Linked DNA regions of Homo sapiens: region 1 is linked to region 2. The links are chromatin contacts, found by Hi-C or POLR2A ChIA-PET in ENCODE. All regions are on one chromosome and are shown on one strand. The core of a region is the stretch at or near the end of the contact, and the rest is flanking DNA. Distances in the headings are between cores, read along the strand shown. Region 1 has its middle 7.4 kb from the start of TRV-TAC3-1. Region 2 overlaps LOC107984199 (a long non-coding RNA gene).

What was found. A loop is a pair of places that touch in the nucleus more often than their neighbours do. ChIA-PET counts read pairs that join two places held with the same protein, here RNA polymerase II (POLR2A). Pooled maps may share reads with other maps.
Region 1: a pooled map shows a loop between it and region 2 (5-fold over the local background). The contact joins two enhancer-like sites. A Hi-C loop is called at or near these places in 6 of 50 pooled maps. POLR2A ChIA-PET finds 5 or more read pairs at or near these places in 2 of 52 experiments (SK-N-SH and activated CD8-positive, alpha-beta memory T cell).

Annotation. Positions count from the first base shown.
Region 1 is chr10:5,843,720-5,849,073 of GRCh38, reverse strand. No RefSeq gene overlaps it. Among named protein-coding and RNA genes, the nearest start is that of TRV-TAC3-1, 7.4 kb to the left of the region's middle. RefSeq lists enhancers at 2,871-2,970, 3,121-3,170, 4,785-5,084. Within about 2 kb of position 2,763, at least 6 of the 41 ENCODE cell types and tissues checked have a DNase peak (open chromatin) inside an H3K27ac peak, as active enhancers do.
Region 2 is chr10:5,625,341-5,630,551 of GRCh38, reverse strand. The region is part of intron 1 of LOC107984199 (a long non-coding RNA gene); the gene reads left to right. Among named protein-coding and RNA genes, the nearest start is that of LINC02677, 9.7 kb to the right of the region's middle. Within about 2 kb of position 2,010, at least 11 of the 41 ENCODE cell types and tissues checked have a DNase peak (open chromatin) inside an H3K27ac peak, as active enhancers do.

The DNA of each region.
Region 1 (5,354 bases), core at 1,514-4,013, 220 kb before region 2:
GTTCAAGCAATTCTCCTGCCTCAGCCTCCTGAGTAGCTGGGATTACAGACGTGCACCACCACGCCTGGCTAATTTTTGTGTTTTTTAGTAGAAATGGGGGTTTCACTGTGTTGGCCAGACTGGTCTCGAACCCCTGGCCTCAAGTGATCTGCCCACTTCAGCCTCCCAAAGTGTGGGGATTACAGGTGTGAGCCACTGCACCTGGCCTGTCTTGTATTTTTATTTGCTAAGTCTGGCAACCCTAGATGAGATGCTAATCCATGTGGCAATTTGGCTCTTTCTGAAAGGGCATAAATGAACTCTATTTCTTAGCTGACCACAGGAAAAAAAATGAGTTAAACTGAATTTGGAGCCCAGATTCTCAATCATTGCTGAAAGAATCAACCTCAAAATCTCAGGAACTTACCAGAGTAAATGTTTATTTCTCGTCTGTGAAATGTCTGACGTGGATGTTCTTGGTTCATGGGTTTTCCCTGAACCAAGATGGTTTTCCGCTGAGCGGTAAACTCAAGGACACAGGCTCCTTCTGCTGTGCAGTGTCACCAGCTTGGACTCCTTGGCTTCCAGTCACACAAACTGAGGAAAGAGACAGCAGGAGCTGTCACACAGCCCTTCTGTGGGCAGGCCTGCCAATGGCCTCAACTCTGGCCATGTTCCATTAGCAACACTAGGTGTGTGACTCCACCCAGATGCTGGGAGGGCCTAGAAATGTCATCTTCCTAGGCCGAGCGTGGTGGCTCACGCCTGTAATCCCAGCACTTTGGGAGGCCGAGGTGGGCAGATCACGAGGTCAGGAGTTCGAGACCAGCCTGATCAACATGGTGAAACTCCGTCTCTACTAAAAATACCAAAATTAGCCGGGCGTGGTGGCATGCACCTGTATTCCCAGCTACTCAGGAGGCTGAGGCAGTAGAATTGCTTGAATCCGGGAGGCGGAGGTTGCAGTGAGCTGAGATCCCGCCATTGCACTCCAGTGTGGGCGACAGAGGGAGACTCTGTCTCAAAAAAAAAAAAAAGAAAGAAGAAAGAAATGTTATTTTCCTGTGTGCCACAGGGCTCTGGGCAGTAAAGGACAGGTTGGTAGAATGGATGGACCACACCAGAGAGCTCTGTGTTTAAATCACAGCGTGGCCTATCATGGTGGCTCAAGCCTATAATCCTATGGGAGGCCTAGTAGGGAGGATCACTTGAGCCCAGGAACTCGAGATCAGCCTGGGCAACACAATGAGACCCTGTCTCTACAAAAAATTTTTAAATTAGGCCAGGTGTGGTGGCTCACACCTGTAATCCCAGCACTTTGGGAGGCTGAGGTGGGGGGATCACCTGAGGTCAGGAGTTCGAGACCAGTCTGGCCAAAATGGTGAAACCCTGTCTCTACTAAAAATACAAAAATTAGCTGGGCATGGTGGTGTGCGCCTGTAATCCCAACTACTCGGGAGGCTGAGGCAGGAGAATTGCTTGAACCTGGGAGGCAGAGGTTGCAGTGAGCCAAGATCACACCATTGCACTCCAGCCTGGGTGACAGAGCAACACCCCGTTTCAAAAAAAAAAAAAAATTTGCCAGGCATGGTGGTGCGTGCTTGTAGTCCCAGCTACTCAGGAGGCTAAGGAGGGAGGATTGCCTGAGCCCAGGAAGTCAAGGCTGCAGTGAGCTGAGATTGTGCCACTGCATTCCAGCCTGGGGCGACAGGAGTGAGAACCTGTATCCAAAAAATAATAATAAATAAATAAATCACAGCCCAGGTGGATTAGCCCCTTACCTTCAATCTTCTTGCTTGTAAAAAGGTCACAATACCTACCTTGCCATGTGGCTGTGAGAGGAAAGCCTGGCACACACAGAAGGTACATGATGACAAGTTGTTACTGTAGTATTATTTTGTTTGTAATCTGTCATTAAAGGTAATTCCGTGGCTTTCTGGGGAGTCCTGGTTTACCCAATAGGAACATGGAGCCATAGTATCAGATTGTTTTATATCTTAGATTTAAGACCTAGGCCGGGCGAGGTGGCTCATGGCTGTAATCCCAGCACTTTGGGAGGCCAAGGTGAGTGGATCACCTGAGGTCAGGAGTTCAAGACTGGCCTGGCCAAAATGGCGAAACCCTGTCCCTACTAAAAATACAAAAATTAGCCAGATGCGGTGGCATGTGCCTATAGTCCCAACTACTCAGGAGTCTGAGGCAGGAGGATTGCTTAAAGGCCAGAAGCGGAGGTTCCAGTGAGCCAAGATTGCGCCACTACACTCCAGCTTGATGACAAAGTGAGACTCCATCTCAAAAAAAAAAAAAAAAAAAAAAGATTTAAGAGCTAAAACCATCCAATGCAGTTGAGGCTCAGCAAAGCTCAGCAACTTGTCTGAGATCACATAGATGAGGGTCCTAAAATACACCTGGCCCCCTGCCCTCTTAGTAAACAGAGCGTCACCTTCTCCAAATGTCCACACTGTTACCTGGACCATTTCCACATAAAGAGATCAGGCTGTGTTTGCAAAGCTTCCTTCAAAGAGTTGGGAAATTTTCTTTCTGTCTCTTAAATATCAGTGACGATTATGCCTAGGCTGGAATTTTAACTTCCCATTCCAGTTTCCTGAATATAGTACAGTGAAAGAAAAGTCTAGAAATTTACTGACCTTTTCTCATTGGCTTGACACCATGCTTGACTTCTCAGTGGGGCTGAATTTCCCCTCCGGGGTCTGACTCACATTTTCCAGCACACAAAGCAACCCGTTCAATAATAACCAGACACTTTTACTGTTCAGATATCAATCTGGACCAAAAGTGGGTTGCTAATGACAATGAACAATCCACCAGCAAGGACCACACTTCCCCCCTGCTTTGTTTTTCAGTTTTCAACTTGGTTTCATTTTGCCATGACAAAAGAACTTGCTGGCCAGACACGGTGGCTCACACCTGTAATCCCAGCACTTTGGGAGGCTGAGGCGAGCAGATCGCTTGAGCCCAGGAGTTCAAGACCAGCCTACACAACATGGCGAAACTCTGTCTGTGCAAAAAATACAAAAATTAGCCAGGCGTGTGGGGCTTGCCTGTAGTTCCATCTACTTGGGAGGCTGAGGTGGGAGGATTGCTTGAGCCCAGGAGGTGGAGGTTGCACTGAGCTGATACTGTGTCACTACACTCTAGCCCAAGTGACAGAGCACGACCCTGTCTAAAAAAAAAAAAAAGAGGCCAGGTGTGGTGGCTCATGCCTGTAATCCCAGCAGTTTGGGAGGCGGAGACAGGTGGATCACCTGAGGTCAGGAGTTCTAGACCAGCCTGGCCAACATGGTGAAACCCTGTCTCTACTAAAAATACAAAAATTAGCCAGGCATGGTGATGGGTGCCTGTAATCCCTGCTACTCAGGAGGCTGAGGCAGGAGAATCACTTGAACCCGGGAGACGGAGGTTGCAGTGAGCTGAGATCGCGCCATTGCACTCCAGTCTGGGCCACAGAGCGAGACTCCATTAAAGAAAAAAAAAAAAAAAAAGAACTAGTCTGGGTGAGGTGGCTCACACCTATAATCCCAACACTTTGGGAGGCCGAGGTGGGCGGATGGCCTGAGCTCAGGAGTTCAAGACCAGCCTGGACAACATGGTGTAACCCCATCTCTATCAAAAATACAAAAATTAGCCTGGCATGGTGGCACACACCTGTAGTCCCGGCTACTCAGAAGGCTGAGATGGGAGAATTGCCTGAACCTGGGAGGCAAACATTGCAGTGAGCCGAGATCACACCAGTGCACTCCAGACTCGGTGACAGAGCGAGACTCTGTCTCAAAAAAAAAAAAAAAAGATCTTACTAAGGAGGCTGAAATGGCAGTGAGCCAGCAGCAGGCCCTGAGCTCACGTGACTATAAATTGGCCATGGCCAGCTCCGCACTGCCTGGGTTAATTTATCTTTACCGTGTTTTTCCAAGTGACAGGAGTGGTCAGGGAGAGAGAAGCAACTGACAGTAACATTAATTCACCCATCAGATGTCCCCAGCTTTGTGACCTATTGCAACAACCTCGGCCAATTTATTTTGTTGGCTTTTCCCATCTGCCAGCATCCAAAAATGAGACAAGCTGAAATAAAAACTCTTCCCAGGCCTTAGGGGTAAATAATAATTTCCTCTTTTCACCCAAAGACGAAGTGGTCCACTTCGCAGGCAAATCATTTTGCAGGCTTTCGGAGATGGCTTTCAACGTGTTTCACCCACAAACATCTGGAACCAGCTCTTCTTTACAAGTTATTTTCAGCAAGCAGCAAAATGCCATTCTGTAGTGTAGGAATTTCCACCAGGCACGTTTCAGGCTGCCTGTGTCGCCGTAGGGCAAATGACTACACAGATTGTCCTCCTGGACAGATTGGCAAGGAAAGATCTTCGATGATATGTTATATAACAAATGAAATGCCTATTCCTATAGTAAGGCTCAAAAAAACCTTTGATCAAAATTAGACCAGGTGTATGATTTTTCTTTTTTGGGACAGTGTCTCACTCTGTTGACCAGGCTGGAGTTCAGTGGTGCAATTACAGCTCACTGCATCCTCGACTTCTGGGGCTCAAGCAATACACCTGCTTCAGCCTCCTTAGTAGCTGGAACTACAGGTGCATGCCACTGTACGTGGCTAATTTTTTTGATTTTTAGTAGAGACGGGGTTTCCGTGTGTTGCCCAGGACAGTCTTGAACTCCTGAGCTCACTGAATCCTCCCGCCTCAGCCTTCCAAAGTGTGGGGATTACAGGCATGAGCCACTGTGCCTGGTTTCAGGTTTATGATTTGGAGTATGTATTTAGAGCAAATATTGTAAAAGGTGATCCCTCAAGAAAAAAGGAAATCATAGTCTCTTTGTTTGCTTCTGTCTCCAAAGAGGGAAGAGCAAAAGTCCTCAGCGATGTGGCTCCTTTGGACCAAGCTTCGTGGAAGATGAGAAGATCATTAGAAACCACCGACCTGAAAATGGGGGTTTCCTAGGACAATCAAGACTCACATTTGACTTTTTTTTTTTAAGATATGAGAGCTTCTTATTTTATCTCCTCTGAAATTAGTCACTAGTCTTTCTGACTACCAAACACAGCTAAACTGTATGTGCATATATATATATATATATATGGCTTCTGTCCCCCTACACAGAAAGGAGAGAAGAGAGAAGGAGAGAAGGAAATTATTACTTATGCAGGTGAAAGTAGTCAGCTGGGAGATTTCACATTTTCACTTAGCAGAGAGCGGGGAGGAGCTATTTTGATAGTACAGCTTCTCTTTCCATGGTGAAAGATAGATAACTTCTTCAAAGCTAAAACAAAGCTAAATACAGTTCTGGTTTAAAATTTAATATATGTAAGGCTCAACTTTATCACAAGTTCCAAGACTTAGATTTTA
Region 2 (5,211 bases), core at 761-3,260:
AATAGAAATACATTTTCCCCAAGTTCTAGAGGCTGGAAATCCAAGATCAAACTGTCAGCAGGTTTGGTTTCCCCTGAGGCCTCTCTCCTTGATGTACAAACCACCTTCTTTCTCATGGTGTCTTCACGCGGTCTCTCCTCCGCGTGTGCGCATCCTGGGTGTCTCTTCCTCTTCTTATAAGGAACCAGACCTATTTGGTTTAGGGCCTCAGTCTTATGACCTCATGTAACCTTAATTACACCCTCGAAGGCCCCAACTCCAAATACAGTCACATTGAGGGGTAGGGCGTCCACATATGAATTTGGGTGAGGGACACAAGTTAGTCCATACCATACGGCTACTTGGTATATTTCTTTTATCCTATAAGCTTCTAAAGACCAGGGGCCATGTTGTATTCACTTTCCACAGTGTCTGACACAGAGATAATCCCCATATACTGGTTGAATTAATTGGCTGCAGGATGAAGCCAGAGATACAGGGCTGCTGCCTCCAGCTGCCCAGGCTGTGCACTGCAGAGCTCCACCTAGAGGACGCCGTGAATATTGCTGCTTGGGGTTGTGTAGGGCTATGTTCTGCTGGTTGGCGATGATTTGGAATGTGTCTTTTTTCTTAATTTTCTAAACGTTGCCATGTTCTGCTTCCACAGCTGTGTAAACTCTGAGTGCCTCGAGTGTAAACAGTATTATATCTATTAGTCTGTGAGTAACAGAAACGTTATGTTAAACACAAGAAACCTCATGTCAAACACAAGAGGATTTTTTTTTTTTTTTTTTTTTTTTTTTTTTTTTACATAATAAGTCTGGAGATAGGCAGTTACTGCCTGTGGTTTAGAGCAGAGGTTTATAATTTTTTTTTTCTGATAGTCAATATTTTTAGCATTGTGGGCCAAGTGGTCTCGGTTACAACCACTCCCCTTTGTCATAGACAGGGCAAAATTAGCTCCAGACAAATAAATGAGCATGACTGTGTTCCAACAAAACTATTTACTAAAACAAGTAGTGGGCCAGATTTGACTCATGGGCTGTAGTTTGACAGCCCTCATGTATACCACAGCCAAAGCTTTTGCAGTTTTTTTGATCTTTTGACCATGGGACCCTCATGGTCCCAAGATGGCTGCTACAGCTCTGGTCATCATGTCTATCTTCCAGGCAGGAAGAAAATGGAAAGAGCTTGGCAAAAGGAGTGTCTGCCAGCCAAGCAAGCCTTGTGTATTTTTTTTTGATGTGTTTGTTTTACTTTGGGCACAGTGCCATCCCAAGCAATATAAGGTTTCTCTTACTGAGGAAGAACAGAAGAATAGACAGTAAGTAGCACCACTCAGCCCCTAGCACCACCACTTTAAAAAAAAATCCTCCAACTCCTAGAGTAGTACTGTGCTGAGCACACTGCAGGAAATCCATGAATAACGGCTTCTCGTTTCCTCTCATACTTGTTTCTGGTCACCTCTGGTCTCTTCACTTCATTATTAAATCCTTAGAGAGGACTACAACCTTCGCAGTCTAACTTTGTAAAAAGATGACTCAAATTTTCCGATTCTTGGTAAAAAAAAAACCACACACACCTCAACAGCTCCTTTCATGCTATATAGATTTCCAGGCAGGGAACAAAAGACAGAAAGAGACGGGAAGGCAGAAAGGAGACTATTATGCATTGCTGGCTCAGCAGTAATTGTTGGCAGCTTTCGGAGAGTCGGGAGGTGAGGGCTCAGGCGGCTTTGGGGCGTGATTGATGGGTTATGATGGGGACCAGGAGGCATCTGTCCTGTGTGTTTGAGGATTTGGGGAAGCAGATCCTGTGGTGCGTCTCAAGCATGCATTCTGATGCTGCCTCCTCCAGGAGTATTTTAGGAGAAGGCAGGGATTCTCCGCAAAACTCAGGCTCTGCTCTGTTTTCCATGAGTGTTTCCAAATCCCAGAGCTCAGACCCTGATGAAACTCTTTCAGTCTTGTGAGGCGTGGGGTGTGGCAGAAAGTCCCTAAGCTCCCAGACCCAGGGAGAGCAGTGTTCTCCGGGACCTACAGCGTAATAGTTTCTCTTTCTGCTCCCTCTCCTGCCATCCCTCCCCGCTTTCCAGAATGAGTCTATGGTGAGGACTGGATAGGACAGGAAGAAAGATGCCTGGAGTTAGTGTAGAATCAAGGAGATCTGACACAGAAAAGAAGGAGACGACCCTGGACCCGTCCAGCCTCTTCCCTTGATTTGGGAGTGGCCCGGAGGATGATCTGGGTCCCTGGTTTTCGAATCTCTTTGGCAGTTCTCTCTGACACCCGTCCTGGCCACAGCCCCTCCCTTTCCGACCCTTTCCTCACTGCATTCTCTTTCCAACCTTCCGTGTTTTTTTTTTGTTGTTTTTGTTTTTTGATGCATTGCTGGGAATGCCTGCTACAGACTTAATTAGGCCTCCTCCAAATTCATATTTTGAAGCCCTAACTTCCAATGTGATTATATTTGGAGGTAGGGCCTTTAAGGGGGTGAGTAAGGTTAAAGGAAATCATAAAGGTGGGACTGTTCTCTTCAAAAAAACTGGTGTTCTTATAACAAAAGGAAAAAGACACCAGAGATCTCTGTCTCAGACAGAAAAAGCTACGGGAGGACACAGTGAGAAAGTGGCTGTCTGCACGCCAGGACAACAGCCCTCACCAGAACCCAACCACACCAGCACTTTGACCTTGGACTTCCAGCTTCCAGGACCGTGAGAAAATAAATGTCTGCCGTTTAAGCCATCCAGACTGTGGTACTCCGTTATAGTAACCAGTGAGACAGTACCCACCCCACCTGCAGTCCTGGAAGGCACAGGTCAGTGTGTGGGTTCTGGATATTTGTGGCTTTAGCAACTGGAATTTTTATTTATTTATTTGAAATAGGGTCTGACTCTGTCACCCAGGCTGGAGTTCAGTGGCGCAATCACAGTTCATAGCAGCCTTGAACTCCTGGGTCCAAGTGATCCTCCTGCCTCAGCTTCATGAAAAACTGGGACCACAGGTGTGCACCACCATGCCTGGCTATTTTTAAAAATGTTTTGTAGAGATGGGATCTCGCCATGTTTCCCAGGCTGGTCTTGATCTCCTGGGCTCAAGAAATCCTTTCACCTTGGCCTCCTAGATTGCTGCGATTATAGGCGTGAGCCGCTACGTTCGACACAACTGGAATTTTTAGATGCCAATGTAGTCTCAACACTTTCTCCAGACATCCACACTAATGTGGTGAGGTGTATTGCTGGCTTAAAACAACAACAGGCCGGGCGCGGTGGCTCACGCCTGTAATCCCAGCACTTTGGGAGGCCGAGGCAGGCGGATCACGAGGTCAGGAGATCGAGACCATCCTGGCTAACACGGTGAAACCCTGTCTGTACTAAAAATACAAAAAAATTAGCCCAGCGTGGTGGCGGGCGCCTGTAATCCCAGCTACTTGGGAGGCTGAGGCAGGAGAATGGCGTGAGCCCTGGAGGCAGAGCTTGCAGTGAGCCGAGATCATGCCACTGCACTCCAGCCTGGGCGACAGAGCAAGACTCTATCTCAAAAAAAAAAAAAAAAAAACAGCAACAACACACCACAACAACGCCAACGTGTTCCCTGCCTATCCTCCTTCTCACTGTGAAACATATTTCGGACTGTGGAGAAAGCTTTCTAGTTAAGCAGGAAATTCCTTTCCATCTTTCAGGGCCCAGCTCATTTCTGACCCTTGTGAATGTTCCTTAATTTCCTCCCAGACTGAAGAATCCTTCTCTTTCTGGGTTTCCAGGTACCTTGCTTGTAACTCTACCCAAAGCACTTTGCTTTTAATTCTATAACAGTTCCTATCTTTCTTGATTCGAATACTTTATTCACGTGCTTGTAAAGTTTCCCAGACTGCAAGGACCTTGAGGCTAGAGGCCAGGTCCTGTCTGCCCTCACCCCAGCAGCTCCATGCCCAGCACACAGCCTGGCTCAGAGAATGAGCTCCGAACATGTTTGCAGGATGAGGGCCAAGGTGAACAGTGGCCTTCAGGGGCCCTGGCTGCTGGTGCCATGTGGGAGGGACATCTGTTGGTTCCCATCCGTCATTCCGGTTGCACCTGGCTGCTGCGCTCATTCGGCACAGAAGGCTGAACCGGGCACCTCAGTCATTTTTATTTTTTAACCATCATTTCCCAGGGTGACCCTGAGCCGGGCCGCAGCAGTGGAGGGAGCCCTGTTGTGGGAGCAGGTCTGGGATGACTGTGTGCTGAGGGCAGTTGTGAGGTCAGTGGGTAAAGGGAGGAAGTTGCCCTTTGGCAGTGTTTAAAATCTGGAATCTAAGTTTTATTCATGGTGTGGTGTAGATGAGTGAATATGCAACTATCTGAGTGTGTTCCCCACACAAGGGAGTCATCCCTCCCAGCAGATTTCCAGAACCTCTCGGAATAAACCTTCTGGCCCGTGTGTGGATCAACAACAGCTGCTCTCTCACAGCTGCCACAATTGTAGCTGTCCTTTAGGGCTTCTAAACTTCCAACCAGGGTGCCCTGGCAGAAAGCACTTCATGACGAGTCCAGAGTGAGCCCAGCATTGGGAAGGCTGCAGCACCTGTCTCCAAGCCAGAGTGGTGGCAAACCCAGAGACCAAGAGGGGCAGCCTTGCCATCAATGATGTCGCCTTTGGATCCCTGGGCATCTCCAAGGGGCTTCACCTGCTGCCCATGCAGGGCTCCCCACTGGATGCGGCCTGGCTCAGGGTCCACCTGGGAAATGAGAGCAAAAGCACATTATTATGATGGCTCCACTCTTTTCATGGGAAAAAGTATATATTTAGGATTAGCCAGCTGGATGCAGTTTATTTTATTTTTTAATTAATTACTTTTAATTTTTGAGATGGGGTCTCACACGGTTACCCAGGCTGGAGTGCAGTGGTATGATCATGGCTCACTGTAGCCTCAACCTCCTGGGCTCAAGTGATTCTCCCACCTCAGCCTCCTGAGTAGCTGGGACCACAAGCGTGAGCTACCATGCTGCGCTAATTTTTAAAAATTTTTAAAAATTTTGTAGAGATGAGGTCTCACTATGTTGCCCAGGCTGGTCTTGATCTCCTGGGTCCAAGGGACCCTCCCACCTTGGCCTCCCAAAGTGCTGGGCTTACAGGTGTGAGCCACCATGCCCAGCTCTGGACACAGTTTAGATGACCCGGTTTTGTGGGCAGCATCCAAACCATCTTAGCCAGGTGCCAATTGAACCTCGGGCCTGAGCAGGGTATGGGC